Linked DNA regions of Homo sapiens: region 1 is linked to region 2. A link is a loop called in an ENCODE intact Hi-C map of the cell type or tissue named here. Cell type or tissue: lower leg skin. All regions are shown on one strand.

Evidence for each region. Hi-C counts contacts between places; a loop is a spot of excess contacts. Peaks named below come from ENCODE experiments on the same cell type or tissue, not always from the same donor. Only the 100,000 strongest peaks of a DNase experiment are listed, where the experiment ranks them.
Region 1: it touches region 2 in a loop (6-fold over the local background); 1 of 110 quality-filtered maps calls a loop at or near these places.

The regions. Positions count from the first base shown.
Region 1 is chr16:87,216,793-87,221,792 of GRCh38, reverse strand. The region is part of intron 2 of LOC101928708 (a long non-coding RNA gene); the gene reads right to left. Among named protein-coding and RNA genes, the nearest start is that of C16orf95, 98 kb to the left of the region's middle. In lower leg skin, no CTCF peak of the experiment used is centred here; DNase peaks (open chromatin) are centred at 922, 2,972, 4,192 and 4,762.
Region 2 is chr16:86,540,253-86,545,252 of GRCh38, reverse strand. It overlaps MTHFSD (methenyltetrahydrofolate synthetase domain containing), which reads left to right. Exons shown (of 8, transcript NM_001159377.2): 6 at 3,040-3,152; 7 at 3,431-3,556. Among named protein-coding and RNA genes, the nearest start is that of MTHFSD, 12 kb to the left of the region's middle. In lower leg skin, no CTCF peak of the experiment used is centred here; no DNase peak of the experiment used is centred here.

The DNA.
Region 1 (5,000 bases), 680 kb before region 2:
GGTGAGGGTGATAATGGATGATGATGGTGGTGGTGATGGCGATGGTGGTGGTGGTGGTGATGGTGATGGTGGTGATGATGATGGATGACGGTGGATAATGATGGTGGTGGTAGTGATGGTGATGATGATGGTGACAATGGTGATGATGATGGTGAAGATATATTATGGTAATGGTTATGATGATGGTTATGATGTTGGTGATAATAAGTGTTTCTTGATAGGCTGAAGACTTTGACAGAATATATTATTGCATTCTAGGAAGATGTGAAGGAATTCAGCCACTCCTGGATGTTTTCTCTGCTTACTGCTGAAATGCCACTATTGAGTCCTTTATTGGGACTCAGCCTCATAACCCTCAATCTCCAAATGTATTATTTTTTCCTTTATGATATTGTCTTTACCTCTTGTTTAAGAAATCTTTCTCAAAATTTATAAAGCTATTTCCTGTGTTTTCCTCCACATTTTTAATTTTTTTGCCTTTCATATTTAGTTATTTAATGTATCTGGAGTTTACTGTTTTTCTATGAGTTGAACTAGGAATTTAGTTTTTATTACTTTATAATGGAATTCCTACTTTGCCACACCTCCAAGTATCCTTTAGTGCTTTTTTGTTGATCTGAACAATTTCCAGATTGTTAGGGGTTTTTTTGTTTTATTTGTTTGTTTTTTTGAGACAGAGTCTCACTGTGTCACCTAGGCAGGAGTGCAATGGTGCAGTCATGGCTCACTGCAGCCTCGACCTCCCAGGCTTAGGTGATCCTCCCATCTCAGCTTCCCAAGTAGCTGGGATAACAGGTACTCATCACTATGCCTGACTAATTTTTTTTTTCTCTTTGTAGCGATGGGGTCTTGCTGTGTTACCAGGGCTGGTCTTGAACTCCTGGGCTCAAGAGATCCTCCCACCTCGGCCTCCCAAAATGCTGGGCCACCATGCCCACCCATGAGCCACCATGCCCAGCCCATTTGTGCTTTAAGACATTGACCATGTATCTCAGTATTGGAAAGACAGCTTGTATCTTGTACTCCGCTGTGTGACTTATTTGAGTAACTTTGCTTCTCTGAGCCTCAGTTTCCTCATCTGTAAATGGGGAGACTAATTGAGTCCTGTCTACCTTTCAGGAGTACACTGAGGGCCACATGACATAATATATGTGAAAGTGCTTTGCAAACTGCAAAGTGTTTTGGAGGCTTCTAAGTCATGTGCTGGTGACTTTTGGCGAACCTTCTCTCTATGAGATATGTGTGTTTCGGGCTAGTCATTAATCCCAAATGGCCAGAGGAAGGGGGCTTTGAGCTCCATGGGCTTTGAAATTCCTTCAAGAGTTCTGTGCACTTTGTAAGTTATAGGCTGGCTCATATTATGCAATGGTTGTGACTCGTATTTTTTTCTCATGGGCCTACGTGGAGACGGTGTGCAGAATCTCGAGTGATGTCACGTTGGGGGTTGCAGGAAAGATGTCTTACACACTCCAGAATCTAATCCTTCATTTCCATGTTGAATAATAGTGACAGTGTCTGCCATTCACTGAGTGCCCTTAATGTCCTAGTCACTGTATGTGTGTTAACTGCAAAGTAGCTACCATTATCCCTATTTTACAGATGAGGAACCTATGGCATGGAAATGTCAGTGTGAAGGGGCTTTCTCATGACCACAGAGCTTGGAAAAGGCAGAGTTAGGAGTGGGATTCATGTTCTGTGACCCCAAAGTCCATGTTCTGTTTAGGGTACCATGCTGGCTTATCTGGTTTTTGTTCTCTGCCAGCCAACTAACATCAGTAACCAACCAACTAATGAACAATGATCCACCCACCCAACCAACTACCCAACCAACCAATCAGCTCATCAACAACCAGCCACCAACAACAAGCCACCAACCACCAACCATGCATGTTAGCATCAGTCATGTGCTCAGCACTGAGCTTCGGGAGGGAGAGGACATTCTGTCCCGGTCCTCGAGGAACTATGGGTCTGTGCCCTATTGCACTGCATTCTAGAGGTGCGTTCAGCGTCCTCGGCTGGATCGTCGCTTCTTTGGGGTGGGAGTTACAACCTGGTGGCCTCTGTATTGTTAGTGCCCAGCACAGGGGCGTGTGGCCGTCTGGGACAGGAGTGGGTGTGGGGCTCAGTAAATATCACACACACACGCTCTCACACACTCACCCTCTCACACACACATGCACTGACTCACACTTACGCAGTCTTCACACATACACACACACCTGCACTCACACACATTTATGCATTCTTCACGTACACATATACTCACATTTACACATACACACATGCACTCATACACTCACACACGTGCACACAAATTCACACACATGCACTCACACTTATGCAGTCTTCACACATACACACACATGCACTCACACGAATTCACACACACATGCACAAACTCACATTCACACAGCACAATCTCACATTCACACACACACATGCAGTCACACAAACACACATATGCACTCATATGCACTCACATATTCTCACATACATATGCACTCACACACACTCAAAACACATTCAGCCTCTAAACATGTCTGCATGCATGCATTCGTCCAGAGTCACGCTCATACGCTTGCACACTCCCTGTCACACTTTCACACACACATTGATTCTCAATTTCACACCCTCACTCTCACACTCTCATACACACATTCATGCACGCTCTCACACATACTTTACCTCTGTCTCTCTCACACGGACACACATACACACCCTTCCTTGAGCATGAAACACAACACGTGACGCACTGTGGGAGGAAGGAAGGGGCCACACATCTTTCAGAGCCTTAATTGGACGTGCTCAGGAGTCAGATCCCTACTGGGTGTCAGATCTGCACTCTGACGGGGTCAGATCCGAGCTCAGGTCACATCTAAGCTTGGGGTCAGGTCCGAGCTCGGGGGTCAGGTCTGTGCTGGGGGTCAGATCCGCTTGGGGGTCAGGTCTGCGCCCGGGGGTGGGGCAGGTCTGTGACCTGGGGTCAGACTCTTGCTGGGGGGTCAGGTCTGCACCCTGGGGTCAGGTCCGTGCTGGGGGTCAGGTCCGTGCTGGGGGTCAGGTCTGTGCTGGGTGTCAGATCCGTGCTGGGGGTCAGGTCCGCGCCCTGGGGTCAGGTCTGTGCTGGGGGTCAGGTCCGTGCTGGGGGTCAGGTCTGTGCTGGGGGTCAGATCCGTGCTGGGGGTCAGGTCCGCGCCCTGGCGTCAGGTGCGTGCTGGGGGTTAGGTCCACACCTGGGGGTCAGGTCCGTGCTGGGGGTCAGGTCTGTCCTGGGGGTCAGGTCTGCGCCCTGGGGTCAGGTCCGTGCTGGGGGTCAGGTCCGTGCTGGGGGTCAGGTCCAAGCTCGGGGATCAGGTCCGTGCTGGGGGTCAGGTCCGTGCTGGGGGTCAGGTCCACGCCCTGGGGTCAGGTCCGTGCTGGGGGTCAGGTCCGAGCTCGGGGATCAGGTCCGTGCTGGGGGTCAGGTCCGCGCCCTGGGGTCAGGTCCATGCTGGGGGTCAGGTCCGTGCTGAGGGTCAGGTCTGTGCTGGGGGTGAGGTCCATGCTGGGGGTCAGGTCCGCGCCCTGGGGTCAGGTCCGTGCTGGGGGTCAGGTCCGTGCTGGGGGTCAGGTCCGTGCCCTGGGGTCAGGTCCGTGCTGGCGGTCAGGTCCGTGCTGGGGGTCAGGTCCGAGCTCGGGGATCAGGTACGTGCTGGGGGTCAGGTCCGCGCCCTGGGGTCAGGTCCGTGCTGGGGGTCAGGTCCGTGCTGGGGGTCAGGTCCGCGCCCTGGGGTCAGGTCCATGCTGGGGGTTAGGTCCACACCTGGGGGTCAGGTCCACACCTGGGGGTTAGGTCCACACCTGGGGGTCAGGTCCGTGCTGGGGGTCAGGTCCGTGCTGGGGGTCAGGTCTGCGCTGGGGGTCAGGTCCGCGCCCTGGGGTCAGGTCCGTGCTGGGGGTCAGGTCCGTGCTGGGGGTTAGGTCCACACCTGGGGGTCAGGTCCGTGCTGGGGGTCAGGTCCGTGTTGGGGGTCAGGTCCGTGTTGGGGATCAGGTCCGTGTTGGGGGTCAGGTCCGTGCTGGGGGTCAGGTCCGTGTTGGGGGTCAGGTCCGTGTTGGGTATCAGGTCCGTGTTGGGGGTCAGGTCCGTGCTGGGGGTCAGGTCCGTGCTAGGGGTCAGGTCCGTGCTGGGGGTCAGGTCCGTGTTGGGATCAGATCTGTGCTCTGGTCTGCGGTGGGATCCATGCTGGAGGGTCAGCTCCGCCTCAGGTGGTTGAGTGAAACGCAGGTGAGATGGTGCCTGCCTGGAGCCCTCCCCTTAGGGGAGCAGAGCAACCTCCCTAGGGCGGCCGCCTGGCTTGGGGAAGCTGTCAGGGGCTCTGCGCGGGTGGTGGGCTCGCCCTAGCGGAAGGAGCCCTGAATTGGGGTCAGGGGTCCGAGCTCAGCTGTGCCACTCACACCTTGGGTGGCCTGGGCCGGCCCCAGCCACCGGGATCGGCCCTCATTTTCTGCACACGGCCACTGAGGCCCAGGGCCCGAGCGCCCGCTCTCCAAAGCCCCTTCCTGGAAACTCTGGCGTTTCCCGTCTTTGCTGGCTGCTCATTAACAGGGCATTTTCATTTTCCAGTCCGCATTCCAGCTTCCTCCCGTGGGCCTCACCCCCTGGCAGGGAAGCGGGCGCTGCGCGGATTCTCCGAAAGGCCCCAGGAAAGGACGAGGGGCCGGCAGGCGCCTTAAATGCCAGCCCCTCAGTGGGCACCAGGGACACCGCGCCTGGGTTCCGGGACTCTCGGTCCCAGTCTGCTGGGAAACCGGGTGTTTTCTTACCCAAGCCTGAGTCACCGCCGGTGAAGTGGACGGGCGAAAAGTCTGGGGCTCAGGGCAGACCACACAGCGAGTGTGCGCAGCTCAGCCCCGGCCTGGACGGCCCCTCCCAAAGCCCCGCTGCGGGAGGGGCTGTGGGAGACCCACGTGTCTTTCTCCCGTTTCTGGGGCCCGTGTGAGCTCCCTGGGGGCTGACA
Region 2 (5,000 bases):
ACATAGTAGCATGCGTGTGAGACACAGATATCTTTTTTTTTTAAGTTCCGGGATACATGTGTAGGATGTGCAGGTTTGTTACATAGGTAAACGTGTTCCATGGTGATTTGCTGCACCTACCAACCCATCACCTAAGTATTAAGCCCAGCATGCATTAGCTATTTTACCTGATGTTCTCCCTCCCACTGCCCCTGCCCTGACAGGCCCCAGTATGTGTTGTTCCCCTCCCTGTGTCCATATGTTCTCATTGTTCAGCTCCCACTTACGAGTGAGAACATGCAGTGCTAGGTTTTCTGTTCCTGCGTTCGTTTGCTGAGGATAATGTTTTCCAGCTCCATCCATGTCCCTGCAAAGGACATGCTCTCATTCCTTTTTATGGCTGCATAGTATTCCATAGTGTATATGTACCACATTTTCTTTATCCAGCCTATCGTTGATGAGCATTTGGGTTGATTCCATGTCATTGTTATTGTGAATAGTGCTACAGTGAACCTACATGTGCACGTGTCTTTAGAGTAGAATGATTTATAATCCTTTGGGTATATACCCAGTAATGGGATTGCTAGGTCAAATGGTATTTCTGGTTCTAGGTCCTCTAGAAATCAGCACACTGTCTTCCATAATGGTTGAATTAATTTACCTTCCCACCAACAGTGTAAAAGTGTTCCTATCTCTCCACAGCCTTGCCAGCATCTGTGGCCATTCTGACTGGCATGAGGTGGTGTCTCATTGTGGTTTTGATTTGCATTCCTCTAATGATCAGTGATGTTGAGCTTTTTTCCATGTTTGTTGGCTGTATAAATGTCTTCTTTCGAGGAGTGTCTGTTCATGCCCTTTGCCCACTTTTTATTGGGGTTGTTTGGGTTTTTTTCTTGTAAATTTGTTTCAGTTTCTTACAGACTCTGGATATTAGACCTTTGTCAGACAGATAGTTTGCAAAATTGTCTCCTATTTTGTAGGTTCTCTGTTCACTCTGATGATAGTTTCTTTTGCCGAGACACAGATATGTTATAGCAGTGGTCCCCAACTTTTTGGCACCAGGGACCGGTTTCATGGAAGACAATTTTTCCATGGACCAGGGAGGGGACGGTTTCAGGATAATTTAAGCACATTACATTTATTGTGTACTTTAGTTCTGTTATTCCTACATCATAATAAATCACAGAGTAATTATACAACTCATAATAAAGAATCAGTGGGAGCCCTCAGCTTGTTTTCCTGCAACTAGACGGTCCCATCTCAGGGTGATAAGAGACAGTGACAGATCAGCAGGCATTAGATTCTCATCAGGAGCACGCAACCTAGATCCCTGGCATGCACCATTCATACGAGGGTTTGCACGCCTGTGAGAATCTAATGCCGCAGCTGATCGGACAGGAGGCGGAGCTCAGACAGTAATGAGAGTGATGGGGAGCGGCTGTAAATACAGATGAAGCTTCACTCTCTCACTGCCCACCTCGTGCTGTGTGGCCCGGTTCCTCACAGGCCATGGACTAGTACTGGTCTGTGGCCCAGGAGTTGGGAACCCCTGTCTTATAGTTTTTAGGTATAGATGTATAGATATCCCTTTTCTGCATTCACAGAAGGGACGGTGGCACACACAGAGCTCCGTGCCTTGCTGGAGACTGTGTCTTAGAGCCCCTTCCTGTCAGCACTGCGGGCTGGCCTCCTGGGCCCGTGTTGAGGAACTGCACGGTGTTCTCACGTGACTGCACCTCAGTAACTGAAGCCCACCCCCGCCGATGGATGCATACGTTATGAGTTATTTCCAGATTTGGCTTTGGTCTTTTCTCTTACAGACCATGTTGGAGTGAAGTATGTTCTGTGGGATAGTCTAGGTGCACCTTTGGGGCTATCCATGGGGGCCAATGCCTCGGAGGGGAGTTGCTGAACTGAAGGGTGGATTGTCAGCCTTGATGTTGCCACCAGAAGGGCCGCTCACTTTCGGCCCTCAACAGTGGTGCCTGGCCTCTTTTCCCGCTTCCTTGTTCCTAGCTGGAGTGAGCCAGCTTTGACTTTGAGCAGTCCGCTAGTGAGCAGTGACTAGCATCTCCTTTGCCTTTGATTTGCACCTAATTAGGAGGCAGTCAAGCATTTTTCATGTTTGCGGCTTATCTGCCTGTCATTTTCTGTGAACTGTTCATATCCTTTGCTATTTTTCTGTTGAATTTTCTTTCTCTTGTTTCTCTGCATGCACAGTTGAAGGTTTTGAATTGTCAAAGTAGCTTGATCAGATGTGAGTCTTAGACACGGCAGCAGTGATGCGGGTGCTCTGCGGGTGATGCTGCTGGTGGCACTCGCTGGCCTCAGTTTCTGAAGTGCCTCAGGCTTCTCATAAGCGGAATTGTAGCTTCTCCATGGGGGCCAGAAGGCATTTGATGTATCCTGTCTTCCTGCATTTTTGTCTCTGAATAGCTGATTTGGCTAGAGAGGCTGTTAAACCTCGATTTCATCTTAGCTACTCTTTTAGGCTCAGATAATCCTTTTGTTGTGCCACTAATTACAAATTTGCAAAACGCTTTAGTACTGCTTAAACCGTCCCTCAGGACCTGGTATCTAGTGGTGAGTATTCAGTGCTTTTGAAGAAACAAGGCCATGCCCTCACACACTCCTGACTTCAGAGCAGCGATTTTCCCTCCGAGGTAAGTTGATTAAACATGTTTTGCTTTCAGTGGGAATTTGTTTTTAGTCTTTTTGAGAACTGCTCTTTTCATTCTTTTTAAGTATGAGTCTTGCTAACATAAAGCTGACATGAGTGTGATCTGTTTCCCTTTGTGACATGCTTGAACGGTCCAGTGTTCACGTCATTGTAGTTTCACCACCTGACATTGGCCGTGTTGTTATTCCTGTTGAATGCCCAAAAGTCCATCGTCAGTGTGGGCTGCTTGTGGGCATTTGGTGGGCATTTCTGTGAAAATTTCTATAGATTAGCTCGGGATATTGGGTTCAAGTTTCTTCTTCCACTGGACCTGATGGAAAATCCACTTCTCAGCGATGCCCCGGACCGCACAGCGATACTGATTCTCGGTTGTCTCTTAGGCTGGAGAATCGGGAAGGGAGAAGGCTACGCCGATCTGGAATATGCCATGATGGTATCCATGGGCGCCGTCAGCAAGGAGACGCCGGTGGTCACCATCGTCCACGACTGCCAGGTGCTCCTTATGAATGGGCTGAGCAGAGCCACTGCCATTCTCTTCTGAGGGAGCAGGGGGTGGGGAAGGAGACTCATCTGCTTCTGAACCATGCTGTGTGGCGAGTGGTGTGGATCAGCCAGGGCTGGACTTGCTAGTGGTACAGCGGCTAAGCCTTAGCCCCAGAGTGGATTTGGGGGTGCTTCTCTAGCCAGCCTCACGTTCCCACCGAGCGGGGCAGTGTGCACGACTGCAGTGGCATTCCCAGCAGCCCCTTTATCCCTCCTCTCTTCCCCCAGGTCGTGGACATCCCTGAAGAGCTTGTTGAGGAGCACGACATCACTGTGGACTACATCCTCACTCCAACCAGAGTCATCGCCACAGGCTGCAAGCGCCCAAAGCCAATGGGAATCACCTGGTTCAAGGTGGGTCACGGCAGTGGCCAGCTCTGGCCTGTAGCTTAGCGGCTCCTCCTCTTTTAAGTGTTTTCTGTCTGGCATGGGAGCTGTTGGCAATCCCAGCATGGCTGTATGTTAGAATCACCCAAGGAGCTTTTGAGCAATTTGGCTCCTGAATGACCATGTCCAGGCCCAGGCCTAAGAATCTGCGTATGGATCTCTGGGATTCGAAAAAGCAGCTAGGTTTAAAATCTGCCTCTGTAGATGGCAGAAATGGCCACATGGGCTGGGAGGGTGAATGCCTTGAAGCTTTACTTGCCCCCTGTTTTTCATTTTTAAGAGTTGTTTTCTGCCATCCCAGGCGCAGCAAGCTCTGCCTGGTGTTATCTCATTGGTCTTCCCTTTTTAAATCCAGATTTTTTTTTTTTTTTTACTGACGATCTGGATCTTCAAGCAGATCTAGCCTGAGTAGGAGGCAGTACCAAGCCTTTGTACATTTTATGCATTTGTGGTTTTTATCTCCAGATTAGGTAATGGCACAGGTTGCAAATTAGTCTGCAGTAGGAGTTTGACCCTGCAAATCAGCCTGTAGGTTATGATGCTGTCTCTGCTGGCAAACAGCCAGAATTACTGAGAAGACATTTGTGCTTCGTGTGGACAAAACTACTGGTCAAATAAGCATACGTGTCCACGTCTCCCATTCTTTAATCCCAAATCATTCACCGTTTGAATCCCTCCTTTGGGCATGGAAAATTAACAACATCACCTCTAAGGATGAACACAGAATACCTGCTGCTTTTGCCACAGCCCAGCCGGGACTTTCCCTGCAGGTGTCCTGGGCAGGCACTGCTGGGGACTCCCAGGTGTGCACTCCTCGGTTGGCCGCTGATGAACGCAGAGGGAACAGCCTTTGTAACCCAGAGTGTATGGGCGGCCCTCTAAGCGCACCAGGAGCACTGGGAAAGAAGGTGGTCACTGCTCTTCCAGGAAATGAAAATATCCCTTGATGTCTTTCTTAAGAGTCTTTCACTTGGGAACTCTGGTCCACAGCTTCCTTGTAAGTGGAAGCCAATGCACGAGACAGAGCATAAGGCTGGCGGCTCCTCAGAGCCGAGAACAGGGATGGTGGGAAGGTTGCACAAGGGCATTAGCCACAGCGAAGCTGCTGGCAGTCCCTCTAGGCCTGCGCGTCATAGAAGGGGCCCATTGCAGCCGTATTAGGGGGAGCCTGGACAGCCTCCTCTGGCAGAGAGCTAGGAACAGCCTGGTTACATTCTGAAGATTTTAACTAGAAAAGTAGCAACAAATGAAGTCATCGGACACGTTAGGTGAATATATCCTCCTACAGAAAAGCAAACCAAACTCAGCCAGGGTTCCTGAGGGTCAGCACTGTGGGGGAGGGAGGGCATCGGGGGCTTCGCTGTTTGTCGAGACCCTCTTCCAGGAAAGTCACTGTTTATGAGGCCTCAGC